Linked DNA regions of Homo sapiens: region 1 is linked to region 2. Evidence: chromatin loops called from intact Hi-C (ENCODE). Cell type or tissue: IMR-90. All regions are shown on one strand. Links, peaks and the distances in the headings refer to the core of each region. The heading gives the core; the rest is flanking DNA. Region 1 overlaps CSAD (cysteine sulfinic acid decarboxylase). Region 2 holds the start of MYG1 (MYG1 exonuclease).

Region 1 (11,014 bases), core at 2,060-10,059, 140 kb after region 2:
TTCATTGTACATATATGCCATATTTTGCTTATCCATTTATCTGTTTGGGTTGCTGTTTGGAATCTCTTTGAGACCCTGCTTTCAGTGTTTTGGGTGTATACTCAGAAGTGGAATTGCTGGAGCATATGGTAATTCTATTGAATTTTTTTGAGGAACTGCCATACTGTTTTCTATAGTGGCTGTACCAGTTTACATTCCTGCAGTGCACAAGGGTTCTAATTTATTCACATCCTTGTCAACGCTTGTTATTTTCTTCTTCTTCTTTTTTTTTTTTTTTTTTTGAGATGGAGTCTTGCTCTGTCACCCAGGCTGGAGTGCAGTGTCGTGATCTCGGCTCACTGCAAGCTCCGCCTCCCAGGTTCACACCATTCTCATGCTTCAGCCTCCCGAGTAGCTGGGACTACAGGCTCCCGCCACCACGCCCAGCTAATTTTTTTTTGTATTTTTAGTAGAGACGGGGTTTCACCGTGTTAGCCAGGATGGTCTCGATCTCCCAACCTTGTGATCCACCCGCCTCGGCCTCCCAAAGTGCTGGGATCACAGGCGTGAGCCACCGCGCCTGGCCAACGCTTGTTATTTTCTGTTTTGTTTTGTTTTTTTTTTGAGAGAGGGTCTTGCTCTGTCACCCAGGCTGGAGTGCAGTGGTGCGATCATGGTTCACTGCAGCCTCGACCTCCTGGGCTCAAATGATTCTCCCATCTCAGCCTCCCAAGGAGCTAGGACCACAGGCACAGGCTGCCACACTTGGCCAATTTTAAAAATTATTTTTGGTAGAGACACATCTCTACCAAAATTCCATTTCGCTGTGCTGCCCAGGCTGGTCTCAAAACTCCTAGGCTCAAGCCATTCTCCCACCTCAGCCTCTCAACAGTACTGGGATTACAGGCATGAGCCATGCATCCCCTCATTTTCTGTTACTTTGATAGTAGTTATCCTAATAGGTGTGAGGTGGTAACTCATTGTAGTTTTGATTTGTATTTCCCTAATGATTAGTGATGGTTGAGCATCTTTTCATGTGCTTATTAGCAATTTATTTATCTTTATTGAAAAAAGTCTAGTCAGATCCTTTGCCCATTAAAAAAATTATGTTGTCTTTTTATTACTGAGTTGTAAGAGTTCTTCATATATTCTAGATGCAAGTCCCTTATCAGATATATGATTTTCAGATATGTTCTTTCCATTCTCTAGGTTGACTTTTCACTTTTTTGAAACTTTTATTTTGGATTCAGTAAGTACATGTGCAGGTTTGTTATAAGGGTATATTTTGTGATTCTGAGGTTTGGGGCACGATTGAACCCATCACCCAGGTAGTGAGCATAGTACCCAATAGGTATGTTTTCAACCTTTTCTCCCCTCCCTCCCGCTTCTTATAGTCCCCACTGTCTTTTGTTCCCATCTTTCTGTCCATGTGGACTCAGTATTTAGCTCCCACTTATGAGAACATGTGGTATTTGGTTTTCTGTTTCTGTGTTAACTCACTTAGGATACTGGCCTCCAGCTGCATCCATGTTGCTGCAGAGGACATGATTTCATTCTTTTTTATGGCTGCATAATACTTCATGGTTTGTATATGCCACATTAAAAAAAATCTAATCCACTGTTGGTGGGTACCTAGGTTGATTCCATGTCTTTGCTATTGGACTTTTCACTTTTTTGATAGTGTCCTTTGAAGTACAAAGGTTTTAAATTTTGAAGTCCAATTTATCTGTTTTTTCTTTGGTTGCTTCTGCTTTTGGTGTTATATTTAACCTAATCCAAGCTCACAAAGATTTACTCCTATATTTTCTTCTAAGAGTTTTATAGTTTTAGCCCTGGGATTTAGGCCTGTGATCCAATATGAATTAATTTGAGGGTGTGATGTGAGAAAAGCATTCAAACTGCATTGTTTGCATGTGGATATCCAGTTGTTCCAACACCATTTGTTGAAAAGACAATTCTTTCTTTAATAAATTGTCTTGGCATCCTTGTTGTAAATCACTTGACTGTAAATGTGAGGGTTATTTCTGGGTTCTCAGTTCTGTTCCACTGATCTACATGTCTATCCTGTAGACTACATTGTCTTGATTCAGCTGTAGCTTTGTAGTATGTTTTGAAATCAGGATGTGTGAGTCCTCCAACTTTGTTCTTTTCTTCAAGATTGTTTTTCGCTAGTCTGGGTTTCTTGAATTTCCATATGAATTTAAGATCAGCTTGTCCATTTCTGCAAAGAGGGCAACTGGGATTTTGATAGGAATTGTGTTCATTCATCAACATGAAACATATTTTCATTTATTTAGGTCTTTAATTTCCACAGTGTTTTGTAGTTTTCAGAGTATATGCTTTATACTTCTTTTGTTAAATAGATTAAGTATTTTATTCTTTTTTGGTGTTTTTGTAAATGAAATTGTTTTCTTAATTTCATTTTTAGATTGTTCATTGCTAATGTGTATAGAGATACAATTGATTTTTGTATATTCTGTCTTTTGGAAGAGTTTGTGATCTGTTACCAATTTTTCATTAAATGTTTGATGGAATTCATCAGCAAAGCCATCTCTGCCTGGGCCTTTCTTTTCTTTTTAACTTAAAAAAAATGGAGACAGGGTCTTGCTCTGTTGCTGAGGCTGGAGTGCAGTGGCACGATCAGGGCTCACTGCAGCCTTGACCACCTGGGCTCAAGTGATCCTCCTGCCTCAGACTCCCACTGTGGTAGATTTTTTTTGTTTGTTTTTGGAGACAGGGCCTCACTCTGTTGACCAGGCTGTAGAGCAGTGGTGCAATCATGGTTCACTGCAGCCTTGATCTCCCAGGCTCAAGTGATCCTCCCACCTCAGCCTCCCAGGTAGCTGGGACTATAGGAGTGCACCCCTATACACCTGTCTATTTTTTTTCTTTTTTTTTTTTTTGAGACAGAGTTTTGCTCTTGTTGCCCAGGCTGAGGTGCAATGGCGTGATCTTGGCTCACAGCAACCTCCGCCTCCCGGGTTTAAGCCATTCTCCTGCCTCAACCTCCAGAGTAGCTGGGATTACAGGCATGTGCCACCATGCCTGGCTAATTTTGTATTTTTAGTAGAGACAGGGTTGTTCCATGTTGGTCAGGCTAGTCTCGAACTCTGGACCTCAGGTGATCCGCCCGCCTCGGCCTCCCAAAGTGCTGGGATTCCAGGCATAAGCCACCACGCCCAGCCTATGTATTTTTTTTTCGTTTGTAGAGGTGAGGTCTCACTAGGTTGCCCAGGCTGGTCTTGAACTCCTAGGCTCAAGCAATTCTCCTGCCTTGGCCTCCCAAAGTGCTGGGATTACAGGCATGAGCTACCACATCCAGCTGTAGTAGTTTTAAAAATTACTAATTCAATTTCTGCATAAACTTTTGTACTATTCAAATTTATTTATTTATTTAGAGACAGAGTTTCACTTTGTCACCCAGACTGGAGTGCAGTGGCACAATCTTGGCTCACTGCAACCTCTGCTGCCCAGGTTCAAGTGATTCTCCTGCCTCAGCCTCCTGAGTAGCTGGGATTACAGGCGCCTGCCACTGTGCCTGGCTAATTTTTGTAGTTTTAGGAGAGACAGGGTTTCACCATCTTGGCCAGGCTGGTCTTGAACTCCTGATCTCGTGATCCACCCGCGTCGGCCTCCCAAAGTGCTGGGATTACAGGTGTGAGCCACCGTACCCAGCCTATTTATTTATTTTTGAGACAGAATCTTGCTCTTTTGCCCAGGCTGGAGTACAATGGTGTGATCTTGGCTCAGTGCAACCTCTGCCTCCCGGGTTCAAGCGATTCTCATGCCTCTGCCTCGGCTTCCGCCTCCCAAGTAGCTGGGATTACAGGCGTGCACCACCACACCCAGATAATTTCTGTATTTTTTAATAGAGACGGGGTTTTGCCATGTTGGCCAGGCTGGTCTTGAACTCCTGGCCTCAAGTGATCCACCTGCCTTGGCTTCTCAAAGTGCTGGGATTACAGGTGTGAGCCACCGTGCCTGGCCTATTTGTTTATATTTTTTGAGGCAGGCTTTCATTCTGTTGCCCAGGCTGGAGTGCAGTGGCAAAATCATAGCTCATTGTAACCTCAAACTCCTGGGCTCAAGCAATCCTCCCATCTCAGCCTCCTGAGTAGCTGGGACTACAGGCATGCCCACTACACTTGGCTAATTAAACAAAAAAATTTTTTTAGAGATGGGGTCTTGCTATTTTGCCCAGGCTGGTCTTGAACTCCTGGCCTCAGGCAATCCTGCCTTGGCCTCCTGAAGTGCCGAGATTATAGGTGTGAGCCACTATGCCTGACTCAATTTTTTTTCAATAGCATTGGATCTTCCAGTAAAACATTCAAGTTCTTTGAGAGTATGAGCTTTGGAAATGAAAACCTAGGTTCGAAGTCCATCTCTGCAGCTTCTGCTTGGATCTTTGAATCTCAGTGTCCCTGGCTGCACATTAAAAAGGACAGTAACACATTGTTGTGAGGTTGAAATGGGCCATTTTAGGCATGCAAAGAGCTTAGAGCTGGGCCCAGCATCAGGCTCTGAGTAGCTTTTGAGATGACTTTACATCTTTCTCCCTCTACATTTTGGCAACAGGGTGCTGTGCCGTTCCTGGTCAGTGCCACCTCTGGCACCACTGTGCTAGGGGCCTTTGACCCCCTGGAGGCAATTGCTGATGTGTGCCAGCGTCATGGGCTATGGCTGCATGTGGATGTGAGTGGGACTTCGGCTTGGGGGTGCGGTGGGGTGGGCTGAGCCAAGGCCAAGGCCCACGTTGTTCCTCCTGCTCCACAGGCTGCCTGGGGTGGGAGCGTCCTGCTGTCACAGACACACAGGCATCTCCTGGATGGGATCCAGAGGTGCATACAGTCCCCTTCTTCCCAAATCCCGCCCTTCAAACCATTGGTCCAGAGAATCATCATGGACTAGGGAGTTTAACATGGCTGGGGTAGGAGGCTGAGGGGAGGGGGACTGGAGAGAGGATTGATTGGAGCTGGGAGGTCAGACATGGCAGTTCTTCCTGATGCTGGGGTGAGGGTGAGACCAAAGCCCCTTTGCTGGGGACCTGGAAAAGGAGGAAGGGCTCTGGTTGGGCAGCTGGAGGAGGAGCCACTGACCTGCCTTTGCTCCACCCCATCCAGGGCTGACTCTGTGGCCTGGAATCCCCACAAGCTCCTCGCAGCAGGCCTGCAATGCTCTGCACTTCTTCTCCAGGATACCTCGGTGGGTCTGCCCCTGCCCCTGCACCAGCCCCACCTCTCTCTGGAGCTCTGCCTTCTCTATCCCACCTTAGATAAAGTTCAGGCCTTTCTCTATTCTCTTTACCATCCCTTCTGAAGCTGCATCTCAGCTACCACCCTAACCTGTATTAGGCTCCTTCACTCCCCCAGTGGCCTCTCTTAAAAGAAAAGTTTCCAGCTTGAAGTTGGAGTCAGAGGTATCCTGGAGTTTCTAGCTTGAGGTTGCCATCAGAGTTTGGGAAGAACCCTGGGTATTGGGAGGAAACCCAAAGAAAGGTGTTGGAGCCAGCAGGCAGCCGTCCCAGCAGTGCCATCTGGCTCCAGGGAAAGAAGAGGGTATCCTGAGCTAAGACCCCCACAGTGCAGCCCTGGAGGAAAGCCTCGGTGGAGAGGGTAGGGTCTGACAATCTCCTCACCCCCACACAGAACCTGCTCAAGCGCTGCCATGGGTCCCAGGCCAGCTACCTTTTCCAGCAGGACAAGTTCTACGATGTGGCTCTGGACACGGGAGACAAGGTGGTGCAGTGTGGCCGCCGTGTGGACTGTCTGAAGCTGTGGCTCATGTGGAAGGCACAGGGCGATCAAGGGCTGGAGCGGCGCATCGACCAGGCCTTTGTCCTTGCCCGGTAGGCGGGAGGAGGTGGGGGGTCGTCCCTGTTCCCCTCTCCTGGGTCCATGCCCCTCCCTCTTTCCTGCTCCCGGGATTACTTTTCTCTCGGTCTCTCTGTGGCTCATTCTACGTGGGCCTCTTCTGTCTGGATCTCTGCTTTTCCTCCCCGCCTATGGTTTCTCACTCTCTGTTCACAGGTACCTGGTGGAGGAAATGAAGAAGCGGGAAGGGTTTGAGCTAGTCATGGAGGTAGGACCCCTTTCTATTTTGTGGCCCCTGCCCCAGCCTAGCTCTTTTGCAGCCCCCAAGCCCCAACTAAAGCCCTAGTGGAGGGAAAAGGGCAGGGAGAGGGGAAAGGGGCAGGGAGAGGGAAAACGGTCCCCCTTTCTCAGCTCACACCTTCCTCTTTCTCATTCCTCTCAGCCTGAGTTTGTCAATGTGTGTTTCTGGTTCGTACCCCCCAGCCTGCGAGGGAAGCAGGAGAGTCCAGATTACCACGAAAGGCTGTCAAAGGTAGGCGTGCTGTGCTGCTCTCTTTACCCGTTAGGGAGCTGATGCAACTGATGCGCTTCTGCCCCCTGTTGGCTGGGAGTGGCATGGCAGGTCTCCTTGCTGGTCTCTTGCTCTGAGGCGTGGATGCTCTCTTTTCGGTAGGGGTGGGGATGGGGAGGAAGGTATGTTTCTGGGAAGTAAGAAGCAGCGACGTGTGTTACAGGAGAAGTCAGAGAAGTCACCAGTGTGTAGTACACAGAGCCTTGTGCTGGCAATTGGGCTGGGAACTCAGGCCCAGGACAGATATGAGGCAGAATGATCATGGAAAAGCCTTATTACCCGTGCTAGGGACACAGCAACCCGAGAAAGCCAGTCTAGAAGTGCCATCTGGAGGCGAGGAGCTGTGTTATATCCTGGTCCCTAAAGATAGAGTGGTACTAGGTGCTGCAGATGATCTGAAAGGACAAATGTTCTTGCCCTTATGGAGTTGTTATTATAAGGCAAGAGTTACCTACTTGGAAGCAATGTGTTCAAGGCAGTGTTGTAAATTACTTGCTAGATCACAGGGCACAGATTAATATTATCAAAAATATTACAGGAATTAAGAGAGGGGAGAAGAAGGTGTTGACTAAGGCTTAGATGACCAAGGCTTGAAGTTAGACTAAAGCAGTGTTAGGAATCAAGAGAAAGTCAAGATTTGGCAGAAAATGTCCCACAGGACAGATTTCTTGGAGACAGGAGAAATGGGGAGAAAAGCAGAAGATAGCGAAGGCCAAGCAGGTTAGATATGACAGAAAGGTAAACTGAGGCCAAGGTCAAGGTCTGAGCAAGGTGTGCTACCCCCAGAAGGTGGCTGGGTGGGAAGGAAAAGCACCTCTGGAAGCCTGGCAGGACAAGAAGCCAGCCTACCTGTCAGCCGACCCAGGCTGCAGCTGGAATCTCTCTCCACCCTTCCACAGGTGGCCCCCGTGCTCAAGGAGCGCATGGTGAAGGAGGGCTCCATGATGATTGGCTACCAGCCCCACGGGACCCGGGGCAACTTCTTCCGTGTGGTTGTGGCCAACTCTGCACTGACCTGTGCTGATATGGACTTCCTCCTCAACGAGCTGGAGCGGCTAGGCCAGGACCTGTGAGCCTTCTCTGTCTTGCTGCCGGCCTTGATACCACCCCTCACCCGCAGAGTCACTGCATTCCCTCCCAGCCTTTGAGGCCGGGTGCAGTGGCTCACGCCTGTAATCCCAGCACTTTGGGAGGCCGAGGCGGGTGGATCACTTGAGGTCAGGAGTTCGAGACCAGCCTGGCCAATAAGGTGAAACCCTGTCTCTACTAAAAATACAAAAATTAGCCGAGCATGGTGGCCTGTGCCTGTAAACCCAGCTACTCAGGAGGTTGGGGCAGAATTGCTTGAACCCAGGGGGCAGAGGTTGCAGTGAGCCGAGATTGCACCCCTGCACTCCAGGCTGGGCAACAGTACGAGACTCTGTTCCAAAAAAAATAAAAAAGAACAGCCTTTTTAGGCCACAGTGACCTGCGCAATGTTTATATGCTTTGACCTACTAACTTTCTCCTAACTAAATATTTGATTTTAGGAGAGTGTTTAAATAAATTACAGTATGTCTATATGATGAAATGTTATTTTGCCATTAAAATTTTGTTTACAAAGATAATTTTTATTGACATAAAAATAACTTTAATGTAATTTATGTTGAAAAAGCTGAATACAAGTCTTTATATAGAGTAATATTTGAGCTGTGTTCAAAAATACATAGGAAAAGACTGATAAAATGAAATATGGCAAAATGTTAATAGTTTTCCCTGGAATAGGATAATAGGCAATTTTAAAACAGACTCCTTTAAAAAAACAAACAAACAAAAAAAACATAGACTTCTTTATATCTTTTGAGCTCCCTCCCTTTTATTATGTAATGAATATGTGTTGCTTTTGTAATAGGAAAATAATAAAGTTAAAATTTCAACTGCATTCTTTTGGTATGTTTTTAAAATTTATTAACATTCAACCGGCCGAGCACAGTGGCTCACGCCTGTAATCCCAGCACTTTGGGAGGCCGAGGCGGGTGGATCACCTGAGGTCAGGAGTTCGAGACCAGCCTGGCCAACATGGTGAAACTCCGTCTCTACTAAAAATACAAAAATTAGCCAGGCATGATGGCTGGCGCCTGTAATCCCAGCTACTCGGAAGGTTAAGGTGGGAGAATCGCTTGAACCCAGGAAGCGGAGCTTGCAGTGAGCTGAGATCACGCCATCGCACCTTAGCCTGGGCGACAGAGCGAGACTCTGTCTCAAAAAACGAAGCAAAACAAAACATTCAATCAAATAATGAGGATCTTTATTTTTTTTTTTAAACAAGATGTGGCCAGGTGTGGTGGCTCATGCCTATAATCCTAGCACTTTGTGAGGCTGATGTGGGAGAATCGCTTGAGTCTGGGAGTTCAAGACCAGCCTGGGCAACATAGCAAGACCCCATCTCTAAAAAAAGAAAAATTTTTTAAAATTAGCCAGACATGATGGTGCACACCTGTGGTCTCAGCTGTCTCAGAGGAGGTGGTAAGATTGCTTGGGCCCAGGAGGTTGAGGCTGCAGTGAGCTGTGATTGCATCAGCACTCCAGCCTGAGTAACAGCGTGAGAATTTGTCTCAAAAAGGTAAAATAAAAAAGCATGTGTAAGAGAGGAACAATGTTTTTTTTTCCCAAAAACCTTTAATGGGAGAGAAAAAAGCAGAGTTGATATACCTAATGTAAATGACGAGTTAATGGGTGCAGCACACCAACATGGCACATGTATACATATGCAACAAACCTGCACGTTGTGCACATGCACCCTAGAACTTTAAGTATAATAAAAAAAAATACGTATATATAAAAAAAAGAAAAAAGCAGAGTCACCCTATAATCAATTTTACTTTGGTGACATTGAAACAAAATGGGTACTGATTGGATCTTGAGACCAGAGCCTTATGTAATTATCAATCTTGAAAAATCTTAACATGCACACAAAGATTTTTCTTCTGAAATTTAAACAATAGAAAAGTTAACAATAAAGACAACTAACCAGCAACCAAACCACTGTATGTCCTGTGGTTTTCTTACTGTCTTACATAAAAACATCATTTAACTTTTTTTTTTTGAGACAGAGTTTCGCTCTTGTTGCCCAAGCTGGAGTGCAATGGCGTGATTTCCGCTCACTGCAACCTCCGCCTTCCGGGTTCAAGTGAGTCTCCTGCCTCAGCCTCCCAAGTAGCTGGGATTACAGGTGCGTGCTACCACACCCGACTAATTTTTTGTATTTTTAGTAGAAATGGGGTTTCACCATGTTGGCCAGGCTGGTCTCGAACTCCTGACCTCAAGTGATCCTCCCGCCTCGGCCTCCCAAAGTACTGGTATTACTGGTGTGAGCCACCGCGCCCAGCCCATCCATTTATCATTTAAAATCCTAGCTGGTATTGCTTCTCACTCACTTTTTGGGAAAGAGATATTTAGCTACACAAGTTATTAAGGACAAGTGGCAAGACTACCAGAACTTTTTGTTATTTCCAGTTCCTAAAAATATCATTTATGGAAACAGTAATGTGGCCATGTAAAAGTCATCCAAAGTTATTTGAAGAGGCAAATACAGACTGTACGAACCATAGCAAAAGAACATCCAAATTTCCAACACAATTCTTTTGACCATTTGGAGAAAAAAAGCCTTTCATAAATTACTAGTAATTCCCCTATAAAATTGTGATTCTCATTATGAATGGTATTTTAATTTCCCCTAATAATAGAATTTTTGAGACCTTCAATGTAAACTCCAAACTCTACTCTTAAAGGATTCTGTGTATTTGCAAAATGTCTCAAATACAGAAAAAAAAGCTTCTTTTCAACTCAAAGCAAAGCCAGAAAACAAAAATAAAATCTTCAAATTCCTTGAATAATCTCCATTTGAGAAATATTTTAAAGAGAAGGCCAGAAGAACAGAACATAAAATCAGTTAATCACCTGTTTTTTTTTTTTTCCTTTTAACTTTATAAAACTGATGTTTCTTTTCCTCCTTTCCCAAAATTCAGCCTCGGAATCTCTGGATTCAATAATAGTATATGCTATATTTTAATTATTTATTTTTAAAGTTTCTGTCTCATCTAACTGGAATGTAAGCTCTGAGCGCAGAGAGCTTACATTTTGCTACCTCCCAAAATAGTGTCTGGTGCTTATGAGGTGGTTACTTTGTTGAGTGAATGGTTCATGAGCTCCGGGAACTAGTTGCCTTCTCTCAGTTATACAACATTTTTTTTTTTTTTTTGAGTTGGAGTCTCGCTCTGTCGCCCAGGCTGGAGTGCAGTGGCGCGATCTCGGCTCACTGCAAGCTCTGCCTCCCGGGTTCACGCCATTCTCCTGCCTCAGCCTCCCGAGTAGCTGGGACTACAGGCGCCTGCCACCACGCCCGGCTAATTTTTTTGTATTTTTAGTAGAGAGGGGGTTTCACCATGTTAGCCAGGATGGTCTCGATCTCCTGACCTCGTGATCCGCCTACCTCAGCCTCCTACATAAAATAGAGACAGGGTCTGGCTATGTTGCCCAGGCTGGTCTCAAACTCCTGGGCTCAAAGCAACCTTCCAGCCTCAACCTTCCAAAGGGCCAGGATTCTAGGCAGAGCCGCCACACCCAGCCAGTCACACAACTTGTAAGTGGTGGAGTCAGAAACTAAACTCAGACC
Region 2 (11,014 bases), core at 2,446-10,445:
AGGTGGGAGGATCAGTTGAGCCCAGGAATTTGAGACTAGCCTAGGCAACAAAGTAAGACCCTGTCTCTACAAAAAATACAAAAATTAGCTGGGTGAGGTGGTGTGTGCCTGTAGTCCCAGCTACTCAGGAGGCTGAGGTGGGAGGACTGCTTGAGCCTAAGAGGTTGAGGTTGTCTGCCACTGCACTCCAGGGTTTAGGGTAGAAGAAGCAGGAGTTCCTGTTGATTGGCAGTCAGTAATCCTCAAGCCATAATGCCTCCTCCAAGGCCTATACCTGGAATCGCTGGGCAAGGGCCTCTTCCACCAAGGCCCGGGCTGGCAGCCAGCTGTGTTGGTAGAAATCTAATCTCTGCAGAAACTCCTCTTGAACCAGATCCATTGCACGCTTGAACCCTGCCTGGGAATGATGAGAATTAGAACCATGATGCTGGCCCAAACTTGGAATTTGCTAGGGCTTAGGAGGAGCAAATGCTCCCATTTTCCCCCCACCCAAGGTTCTTACAGGTCTCCGGGTCTCCTCCCAGGCCACCTTACCTCAGTGTCTTGGTCGGGGTGGTTCCAGGTAGGATTAAGTCGAGCAACTCGTGCACTCAGGGTAGTGGTCAGTGCATATCGAGGCTCCCCCTCTGCCCACTGGGAGATCCCATTGTCCACAGCATCCACCTCCTCCACAAAGTTCTCATACATCTAAGGCAGCAGCAGGGGAAACCTTCTTGAGGCTACCTGCTACTTATGTGAAATCTTACATGATTCAAAGTATGTTCATACACACTCTTTCAGCCCTGTGAGGATCTCTCAACATTAACTGGATGAGAAAAGGGAGAATTGGCAAGTTCAGCAGCTCGCTGAAGCTCAGACAGCTCGTTGTGCTGTGACTGGAATTCAGATCACCTGATTTCTAATCCATGCTCATTCTGCTGCACAAAGCCCAAACCAAAGCCAACACGTGTAGGGAGGGGACTGCTAACTTTTGAACAAGGAAGGTCTCTAGGTGCTAGAGGCTCTCTGTGGGAGTGGGTCCCTGTGGCTGAAGGCTGGTAAATCTCCAGGTGGGGTGAGTAGGTATTCAGTGACACGGTTAATGAGGTGCAGGAGCGGCTCTGGTTGAGAACACAAGTCAAGTGGGAGAAAATGAGTGTGAGACTAGACACCAAAAGCTGGTTGCTGGGTTAGGGTTCCAGGGAAGCCCATAATGTGCCTCATGACATCAGCAGTTGTCTCCTGGGTCTGAATAAATGGTAGGATAATGCCTCAAGAGTCTCGGGGCAGAAACTTTATGCAAAATTACCCTACAAAATAGGCCTCCATAACAGTACACCTGTGGTATGTAGAAAAGTGCTACTCTCAGAGCACTGAGAAAGTAACTCCTATGCCCAGCTCTTCTTGGTTTGGATCCCAACCTGATGCTCAGTTAAAACATGGGTTTAGGCCGGGCGCGGTGGCTCACGCCTGTAATCCCAGCACTTTGGGAGGCCGAGGCGGGCGGATCACGAGGTCAGGAGATCGAGACCATCCCGGCTAAAACGGTGAAACCCCGTCTCTACTAAAAATACAAAAAATTAGCCGGGCGTAGTGGCGGGCGCCTGTAGTCCCAGCTACTTGGGAGGCTGAGGCAGGACAATGGCGTGAACCTGGGAGGCGCAGCTTGCAGTGAGCCGAGATCCCGCCACTGCACTCCAGCCTGGGCGACAGAGCGAGACTCCGTCTCAAAAAAAAAAAAAAAAAAAAAAAAACATGGGTTTAGGCTGAGGTGGGAGGATCACTTGAGCCCAGGAGTTTTTGAGTCCAGCCTGGGCAGCATAGCAAGACCCTCTCTACAAAAAAATTAAGATATATAATTAGCCAGGCATGGTGGCATGCACCTGTAGTCTCAGCTACTTGGGGGGCTGAGGTGGGAAGACTGCTTGAGCCCAGGAGTTCAAAGCAGCAGCAAGCCATGATGGCACCACTGGACTCCAACCTGGGCAACAGTCTCTCAAAAAAAAATACGGGTTAAATTTAGTCAATTGTTGCTGGGATTAGTGGCTCACGCCTGTAATCCCAGCACTTTGGGAGGCCAAGGTGGGTGCGTTACTTGAGGTCAGGAGTTTGAGACCAGCCTGGCTAACACGGTGAAACCCCGTTTCTACTAAAAATAAAAAATTAGCCAGGCGTGGTGGCAGGCGCCTGTAATCTCACCTACTTGGGAGGCTGAGGCAGGAGAATCGCTTGAACCCAGGAGGCGGAGGTAGCAGTGAGCTGAGATTGTGCCACTGCACTCCAGCCTGGATGACAGAGCAAGACCCCGTCTCAAAAAAACAAAAAAAAACAACAACAAAAATTTAGTCAGTTGTTTAGAAACCCTTCAGCAGTGGAAGGGAAAACTGACCCAGGCAGTCTAAAATCTTGATATTCCAAAAACTCTATAGTTACAGAGGGCAGAAAATGGGCAAGCTAAAACTGAGAACTGATGGGCCGGGTGCAGTGGCTCAGACCTGTAATCCCAGCACTTTGGGAGGCTGAGGTGGGCAGATCACGAGGTCAGGAGATCAAGACCATCCTGGCTAACACGGTGAAACCCCACCTCTACTAAAAATACAAAAAATTAGCCGGGCATGGTGATGGGCGCCTGTAGTCCCAGCTACTCGGGAGGCTGAGGCAGGAGAATGGCGTGAACCCGGGAGGCGGAGCTTGCAGTGAGCCAAGATTGCGCCACTGCACTCCAGCCTGGGCGACAGAGCAAGACTCCATCTCAAAACAAAAAACAACAAAAAAACTGAGAACTGAATTCAACAGCCTACCTGCAAGAAATACAGCTGACTGAACCTGGGCTTTGACTTGTAAACAAGTAAGTGTCCTCAGTACTGTGCGACCTGACTTGCATGCCAGGGCCACTAGCCATATTCTTTCCCTAAGAGCAGGAAGCTGCTTGCAGGGGACACTGGTGGAATCCAAAGACAGTTTCATAATAAAACTCTTCTCAGCTGAGCTTCCCAATTTATGTGCCACTAGTGAACTACAGTGGTGCCTAACATACACTCCCCTCAACCTTCAGGGCAGCCAGAACCTCTGAGCCATCTGCTTCCACACATAAGCAGCCTCCCCTCTGTTTACCCAAAGGTGCTGAGCAATTGCTGTTTGTGTGTGTCAATAAAAAGACGGGGCCATGCTGCTTTATGGTTTTCAAAGCCCTTCCCCATATATTACAGCATCCACTTCTCACAACCACCCCAGGATGTAGACAGGGGAGGTATCACCATTCCCTTGTGAGATGAGCCTGACTGAGGGAGAGGATGAGTGTTGGGCCTGCTATAGGCCAGGAACCCTGACCCGAGGCCCAGTGCTGAGTGCTGTGTGAGCACTGCTCCCAGGCGGCCTGCTGGAAATGCATGTGGGGGGCATCTCTGTCCTCAGGTCCCCACCTTGTCATAGAGGGTGCCCACCATGCTGTCCTCTTCACTAGTGCCCAGCAACTGGGCCAGCAGCTTGTGCCCGAAGTGCAGATAGATGAGTCCCGCACTGCTCAGCTTGGTCTGCCACGGCTTCCCAGGGGACAGGGAGCTCATGGTCTCTGTGAAAGACCTGAGGAGCATAGGGAGGTGGGGCTGAGGTGAGGGACCTTGGCTAGAGTCTCCATGCATTCATTCAATGGTTAACTCAATGCTTCCTATCTGCCACATTTTATGTTTTATTAGACATTAAGGATAAAAAACCAAGACACTGTCCTTGCTTTCAGATTCATCTGCCGGAGGCCGACAAACACAACCCCCTGAGTACTCTCACTAGACGAGACAAGGGAAAGGAAGGAAGGGATGAGGAAAGGGTTCAGAGGAGAGCCTTCAGGTCAGTTCTGAAAGATGAATTAGTGGGTGTCCACCAGATAGACAAGGGGTGAAAGAGAAAAAGCATTCCAAGCAGAGAGAACAACATGAATGATGGCTGAGAGACAAGTGTCTTGATGGAACTTCAGCAAAGGCAGCTCAGGTGTGAGAAGTGAATGGCAAAAGAAAAAGCTGGAAGGGCAGGCAGGGCCAGACCATCGGACTTTATCTGTGGGTAATCGAAGTCATTGGGGGATTTTAAGCAGGCAGGTGCATGTTACAGCATTGCACCAGCCAGCATGGAGAACAGATGCAAGGAGATTACCTGCAATGGTTCAGGTGAATAAAGAAGGCAAGAATTTGAACAGCAGTGGGGCAGAAAATAGAGAAAAGATATAACAGATGTTAGGGAAGCAGAAACTACAGCCATGATTTCTAAATACCAGTCCATCTCAGAATTACCTAGGGAGCTCCATTTGTTAACTGACTTTTATTATTAAATATTGAGTAAATACAGGCTGGGCTCAGTGGCTCACACCTCTAATCCCAACACTTTGGGAGGCCAAGGCGTGATCACTTGAGGTCAGTAGTTTGAGACCAGCCTGGCCAACATGCTGAAACTCTGTTTCTACTAAGAATGGAAAAATTAGCCGGACATGGTGGCACACGCCTGTAGTCCCAGCTTCTTGGGAAGCTGAGGCAGGAGAATTACTTGAATCTGGGAGGTGGAGGTTGAAGTGAGCTGAGTGCCACTGCACTCCAGCCTGGGCAACAATAGCGAAACTCCATCTCAAAAAAAGTAAAAATAAAAAAAATGAGGCTGGGCATGGTGGCTCACACCTGCAATCCTAGCACTTTGGGAGACTGAGGCGGGTGGATCACCTGAGGTTAGGAGTTCAAGACCAGACTGGCCAACATAGTGAAACACTGTCTCTCCTAAAAATACAAAAATTAGCTGGGCGCCTGTAGTCTCAGCTACTTGGGAGGCTGAGGCAGGAGAATCACTTGAACCCAGCAGACGGAGGTTGCAGTGAGTCGAGATCACATCACTGCACTCCAGCCTGGGTGACAGACGAGACTCCATCTTAAAAACAATTTGATAAAAGGAAGTGGTCAATAATGCCAAGTGCTAAAGAGATCAGTTGAGACCCTTTACCAGCTCCCTGGTTTGGTGCTGAGGTAACTGGTGCCCTTCTGCCGAGCAGTTCCAGAGAAGACACTGGGAGAGTGGGCTTGAGGGGAATGAACTGGAAAGGAACAGGTGAAGCCACGGTCAGCTGTTTTTTGAAGGGTGGCTGAGAAGCAAGGGTGAGAGCTTAGGCTGTAAATATTGGGAGGGTTTCTTCCTGACATCATTTATAATATGTATGCTAAAAAAAGAAAAAAGGAGAGAGACTTAAAACATCATAATCCCTCTCTCCAAGATAATTACTTCTCGTGGTGTGGTATAATTGAGGGAGGGTTTTGTTTTTACACCTGTGTTTCTTTTCAAGATGGAAGATACTTGAGAAGGGTTTTAGGCTGTAGGGAAGGAGAGGCAGAGACACTAGTGGAACTGTGACATGAAATCCCAGAGGATAGGCCAACAGTGGCTCACACCTGTAATCCCAGCACTTTGGGAGGCCAAGGCGGGGCAGATCACAAGGCCAGGAGTTCGAGACCACTCTGGCCAATATGGTGAAACCCGTCTCTACTAAAAATACAAAAATTAGCCGGGTGTGGTGGTGGGTGCCTGTAGTCCCAGCTACTCGGGAGGCTGAGACAGGAGAATCGCTTGAACCTGGGAGACAGAGGTTGCAGTGAGCCGAGATCGTGCCACTACACTCCAGCTTGGGCGACAGTGGGAGACTCCGTCTCAAAAAAAAAAAAAAAGAAAAGAAAAAAGAATCCCAGAGAAGAAAGTAATAGACTGGAAACAGGACAGAGGATTAACCTCCAATAGAAGGGAAGAAATTTCCCTTAGTTGGTAGGAGGGAGCTGAGGATGTTTGAGGTGGGAGACTGAGGAAATGCTCAACTTCTTTTGAAAAGAGGCAGGGACACTCAGTTTGATGCGGTAGAGGCTTGAGGGAGAAGAAAAGGATTGGAATGGGCTACCCTTGAGCAAGAAGGATTTCCCTTTGGAAGGGTGTAAATGAAGTAGAAAACTTCACACATCTGAACTGTCACCAACTGCCACAATCATGTGGGCCCAGCAGTTAGGTGCAGCAGCAAGGGCACCAGAATGGATTAATCACAGATGGGTTTATTTAGTTGGGGTGATGAAGTTGCTGATGGAAAAAAAGCCTTGGCTAAGGAAGGAGATGAGATAAGGGGCCTGAGGGACTCCCTGGGAACCAAAGGAGGTCCCAGGCCAGGGAGATGGGTGAAGAACAGGCAGGGCCGGAAGGATGATGTAGTCCTAGTGGGAGTTTGATTTCAGTGATGAAGCAGTTCTTTTCGCTGACGCGGACTACGGCAGTGGATGGCTGAATTGGAGCACAGAGGAAAGCTGAGGTCAAGGAAGTTAAATAAATGGTATCTGAGAACCTACCTCTGGTGATGGTCATATCGGTGTCTCCGAGGGTCGTACTCGCCCCCCACGTCCACCACGATGTCACAGGAAGCGAGTTTTTCGGGATCCCGGGTCCGCACAATCTCTGCATCCTGCGAGGTACACAGGGGTGAAGGGGCTGCCGGGTGTCGCCGGGTAGGGGATTAATGCTGGACTTCAGGGAGGCAGGAAGGGTAGGAAGGGTGCTTGGGCTGCCGGGCGCTATCGGAGTGACCCTGTTGGCGGAATGCCATCCACCCCGGAGGCATGCATGCACGCAGTCCCAGGGTCACTTTTCGCGGACCGTACCCGGTACTCCGGCAGGAGGCGAAGCAGTGCGCATGCCAGTGCCTCGTCGCAGTGGAAGGTGCCATTGTGCGTCCCGATTCGGGGCGGTGCCATGAGTTTGCTGCGGGATCGTTTTGGGGGCGGGACGGACTCTGGACCGAGCATGCGGTGCCGGGTATACAGGGGTGGCGGCGGCAGCAGCAGCGTTAAGAGGCCGCGCAGGAATTGGTGTCCCATAAGCAGCTCCCTGCAGGGAGGCAGGAGCGCCGACCCGGAAGAGGAAGCGCCAGCGCAGCCCCACTTCCGCTTGCCAACCGTTCCCTTGGCAACCAGCTCTGCAGAGTGAGCAGCAGCAGACTCCCAGCCTAGGATTTCTTCCAGCTGGTCAAAGGGCCCTGCGATGGAGCCTCCAAGAGGCGCATCGCATCACCCCTGCGCATCAGGCTCTGAGACGGGGCCCACACTCTCGACCACACCCCCCATCTCATCACCAGTCCCTTGCTTAATCCAAGAAAAGACCAACATTCTGCCCAGCTGGCACATTTATTGGCATTAAAACACAAGACCCTTCCCATCACCAGGAAGCCACGCCCAAAGGGTGTCCCTCTGCCCCATTTCTGCAAAAACTCTCAGGCCTTAGCAGTAGCCTGAGCTGCCCCCAGGGCTGTGAGCTGCTGAATCTTCTGACTCATCATTTCCATGACGGCTGTGGAAAAAAATAAGAGTCAAAGGTTAGAAGCAAAAAGGAGAACCTAGAGTTAAGGAGAAGTGACAGGCAAGTTTAAGGACAGGCGACCGACTAACTACAGTTTGTTAATAACCTTTTTTTTTTTTTTTTGAGACAGAATCCTGCTCTTGTCACCGAGGCTGGAGTGCAGTGGCACGATCTTGGCTCACAGCAACCTCCGTCTCCCGGGTTCAAGCGATTCTCCTGCCTCATCCTCCCGAACAGCTGGGATTACAGGCATGCACCACCATGCCCGGGCTAACTTTGTATTTTTAGTAGAGATGGGGTTTCACCATGGTGGCCAGGCTGGTCTTGAACTCCTAACCTCAGGTGATCCACCTGCCTTGGCCTCCCAAAGTGCTGGGATTACAGGCGTCAGCCACTGCGCCTGGCATTGTTAATAAAACTTTAACTCAGTGATCCACTGTGGGGTCACTAACACAAATTTAGGGTCTACAATGCATCGGTCAATATGCTAACACAGCTGGGTGTGGTGAGAATGAGACTCTTCTCGGAAAAAAAAAAAACCTGCTAACCAAAGATATAAAAACGAACACAATATGGTATTAAATGAGTCTGACATAATCAGAAAACTATGATGGGGAAAGATTTTTACCTTTGGAACACTGGTTCTGAATCCTGATTATAACAGAGGGGAGCTTTTTTAAAAAAAAACAGACCTTGGTACAACTTCCCCTCCTTTGACTTCCAAGTTGATTTAGTCAATCTGGAATGGGCCCAAGCTTTCTTTTTAAACTTCCTGAGTGATTCTCATGTGCAGTCGGGGTTATAATTGCTGGTATTTAGTTCGTTTGGATCATGATTCCTTCCTGTGTGTTCATCTCATTCCCCCATTCCATCGTCATTAAATAGGAGCTCCACCAAAGCACAAACATGATTTCCTTCCTCTAAATTTCTCAAACGCTCAACCCAGGAATCTACAGATAGTGATTATGCAATACACAGATTCTAAAGATGCCAAAGAGAAACTAAGACATAGTTTTACTCCAGCAAAGGGGACACCCCCGTGGTTCACACTGCAATCCATGTTCCTTATTATGGAGATAGGGTCAAGAGGTGCCCCAGGAAAAACTTACCCTGTTTCATGGCGTGCTTCTCCTGAAGAGCTGGTTGGATTTTCTCCATCTGCTTGGTTAGAAAATCTATCTTCCTCTTGAAGAAGTCCTTGGCATCCTCAGCTGTCTACAAGATCAGAGGTGAATAAGGGGCTAAAAGGAGACTCCCTCTGGCCATGCTGCGCTCTAGAGCTTCCCCTGAATTTCCCTTCCCTGTTTAGAGGGGCATCCACATGCTCTCACTCACCTTCTCTACATAGTACCCAGTTCCCACATCGATGAGCACGTGTTCCACATCATGCAGCTTCCCAGGGACATACATCTGAGAAGCAAGAATTAAGGGAAAAACTAGCCAGCCCAGCATGAGCCATGATTCCGCCAGCCAGCCTGCTTGGCCTCCAAAGACCCTCTTTTTCCAAAAAGCTACAAGGCATAAGGACTGAATAATCTGGAGGCCTTAGAACAATACCTATAACTCCAAATGGAAAGAAGACAGAGAAGTTGGTTCTTTAAGGAGAAAATGATGTATGCTGGAACACCCTCTTGTCCTGCCTCATCCCATCTCTCACTCTCTAAGCAGTTCTTGCAATTCTTCCCATTAGCCCCTCCAGAAAGACTAGACATGTTTTCCTACTGTTGTAGAGTACTACAAGTAAAAAGCCAGCCTCATTTCCCTTAATGCCCTCAATCATGAAGTAGCTAATTCCTGACAAAGTCAATGTTTTGTTTGTTTTTTGCTTTCTGAGACAGAGTCTCGCTCTATCGCCCAGGTTGGAGTGCAATTGCCCGCTATCGGCTCACTGCAACCTCTGCCTCTCGGGTTAAAGCAATTCTCCTGTCTCAGTCGCCGGAGTAGCTGGGATTACAAGCATGTGCCACCACGCCTGGCTAATTTTTGTATATTTAGTAAAGACAGGGTTTCACCATGTTGGCCAGACCGATCTCTAACTCCTGACCTCAGGTGATCTGCCAGCCTTGGCCTCCCAAAGTGCTGGGATTACAGGCGTGAACCACTGTGCCTGGCTAATTTTTTTTTTTAAACCATTCCCTACTACACACTACTATTCCTGTGTTCCTTTTAGCCTGTCAGTTCTGAGACTACAGATTAAAGATGCCCTACTGCCATAACTTGCTCATTCAAATAAAACACTGAACAAGTGAACACAATCCAGGTTTCTTAGTGACAGTTTAGAAATGAGCCACAATTAAGCTGAAGTTGAAGATTAACAGAGCCAAGCTCCCTGTTTCTATATCCTCCTATTTTTGTCTATTGCCTGTATCTTCTAAGATATTAGCAAAGTGTAAACCACCAGCTTTATCTCCATATTAATGTTCTCAAACAGCAAAGGGAAATATTACATCTCAACTATACATACTCCTTGGTGTTCACAAGACATTAGCTGGATGTTGGTGTGAAGTCAGATAAAAGAGCTACAAAGTGTGTAATAAGAGTATTCTTGGCCGGGGGCAGTGGCTCACGCCTGTAATGTAATCCTAGCACTTTGGGAGGCCGAGGCAGGCGGATCACGAGGTCAGGAGTTCGAGACTAGCCTGGCCAATATGGTGAAACCCCCAACTCTACTATTAATACAAAAATTAGCCGGTCGTGGTGGCGCGTACCTAAAGTCCCAGCTACTCGGGAGACTGAGGCAGAAGAATCTCTTGAACTCGGGAGGCGGAGGTTGCAGTAAGCCAAGATCTCACCATTGCGCTCCAGCCTGGGCGACAGAGCGAAATTCCGTCTCAAAAAAGAAAGAAAAAAAAAAAGGGTATCCTCAAAATCATTGTGAGGAGAGGGTAATCTGAAGTAATCAAAACAATCCCCCTCCCCGCTTTTTGGGGGAGTGAAGGAGAAAGGGAGAAGGCAGCAGGTAGCCGTTCCTGTGGAAAGGATACAGAACTCGTCAGTGGGACGAGTAATTCTTTCCCTGTGAAAGCAATGAAGACAAACACCTGGGGAAGGTTAGCGGCTCCAACGTAAGACGTTAAAGAGAGTTCCAACAGGGCACAGCACCCACAGACAGTGTGAAAAGAACGGAAACAGGGGCAATAGGAGCAGAGGAATGTCCTGTACTTTTCAATTCTAGGCAGGCAACATGCAAAGGGTTCATGAAGCGGTATACGATATGTAATGGATTTTCTCGTTTCAGGTAAGAAAAACTGGGTTAGGAGGTGGGACGAGAGAAGCAGGTTCGCCACTTTAGGTTACCCTCACCCGCCTACCCCATACCCTCGTTGCTCTTGTTCAGCACGTTCAGACAGTCCTTGGCTTCCACATACTTGGTCTGTACCACTTTGAGCTGAGCAATGGACGTGGACAAGAACTCCACTTCCTACAGAGGACCGGGATAGCGGGTCAATGAGAGGACTAAGGGGAGAAAGGAGCGCGGCCGGGGAGGGGGCAGGTCCTGGGATCGGATAGAGGTTTCGCCTGGGAAAGGTAGGCTGCCAACTTGGAACCGGGCGCGAGAAGTACGCGTGGGCAAGGGGGATGTAGAGCAGGAAAGAGGTGCCTCTGGGGCCCGTCCCCACCTGGTCCAGCTGGTTCTTGAGCATTTCTAGCTGCGGCAGATTCAGCTCCGTGATGTTAA

Evidence for each region. A loop is a pair of places that touch in the nucleus more often than their neighbours do. Peaks named below come from ENCODE experiments on the same cell type or tissue, not always from the same donor. Only the 100,000 strongest peaks of a DNase experiment are listed, where the experiment ranks them.
Region 1: a loop joins it to region 2, with 3 times the contacts of the local background. A loop is called at or near these places in 30 of 110 quality-filtered maps.

What each region holds. Positions count from the first base shown.
Region 1 is chr12:53,154,930-53,165,943 of GRCh38, reverse strand. It overlaps CSAD (cysteine sulfinic acid decarboxylase), which reads left to right. Exons shown (of 17, transcript NM_001244705.2): 11 at 4,555-4,671; 12 at 4,753-4,817; 13 at 5,100-5,181; 14 at 5,625-5,824; 15 at 6,006-6,057; 16 at 6,232-6,321; 17 at 7,260-8,281. The coding sequence ends at 7,433. Among named protein-coding and RNA genes, the nearest start is that of ZNF740, 20 kb to the left of the region's middle. RefSeq lists a silencer at 393-556 and enhancers at 5,890-6,517, 6,891-7,391. In IMR-90, for the core only: a CTCF peak has its summit at 6,388 (motif pointing left); a DNase peak (open chromatin) is centred at 6,363; H3K27ac peaks cover 152 bases.
Region 2 is chr12:53,295,581-53,306,594 of GRCh38, reverse strand. It overlaps PFDN5 (prefoldin subunit 5), which reads right to left. Exons shown (of 6, transcript NM_002624.4): 1 at 10,956-11,014; 2 at 10,654-10,756; 3 at 10,320-10,351; 4 at 8,671-8,745; 5 at 8,445-8,550; 6 at 7,145-7,326. The coding sequence ends at 7,250. It overlaps MYG1 (MYG1 exonuclease), which reads right to left and starts at 6,900. Exons shown (of 7, transcript NM_021640.4): 1 at 6,642-6,900; 2 at 6,333-6,445; 3 at 3,402-3,561; 4 at 535-687; 5 at 275-397. The coding sequence starts at 6,857. RefSeq lists enhancers at 6,676-6,855, 6,926-6,985, 6,796-7,090, 6,996-7,095, 7,136-7,225 and 3 more. In IMR-90, for the core only: a CTCF peak has its summit at 6,659; DNase peaks (open chromatin) are centred at 6,154, 6,934, 7,294 and 8,194; H3K4me3 peaks cover 1,821 bases; H3K27ac peaks cover 4,345 bases.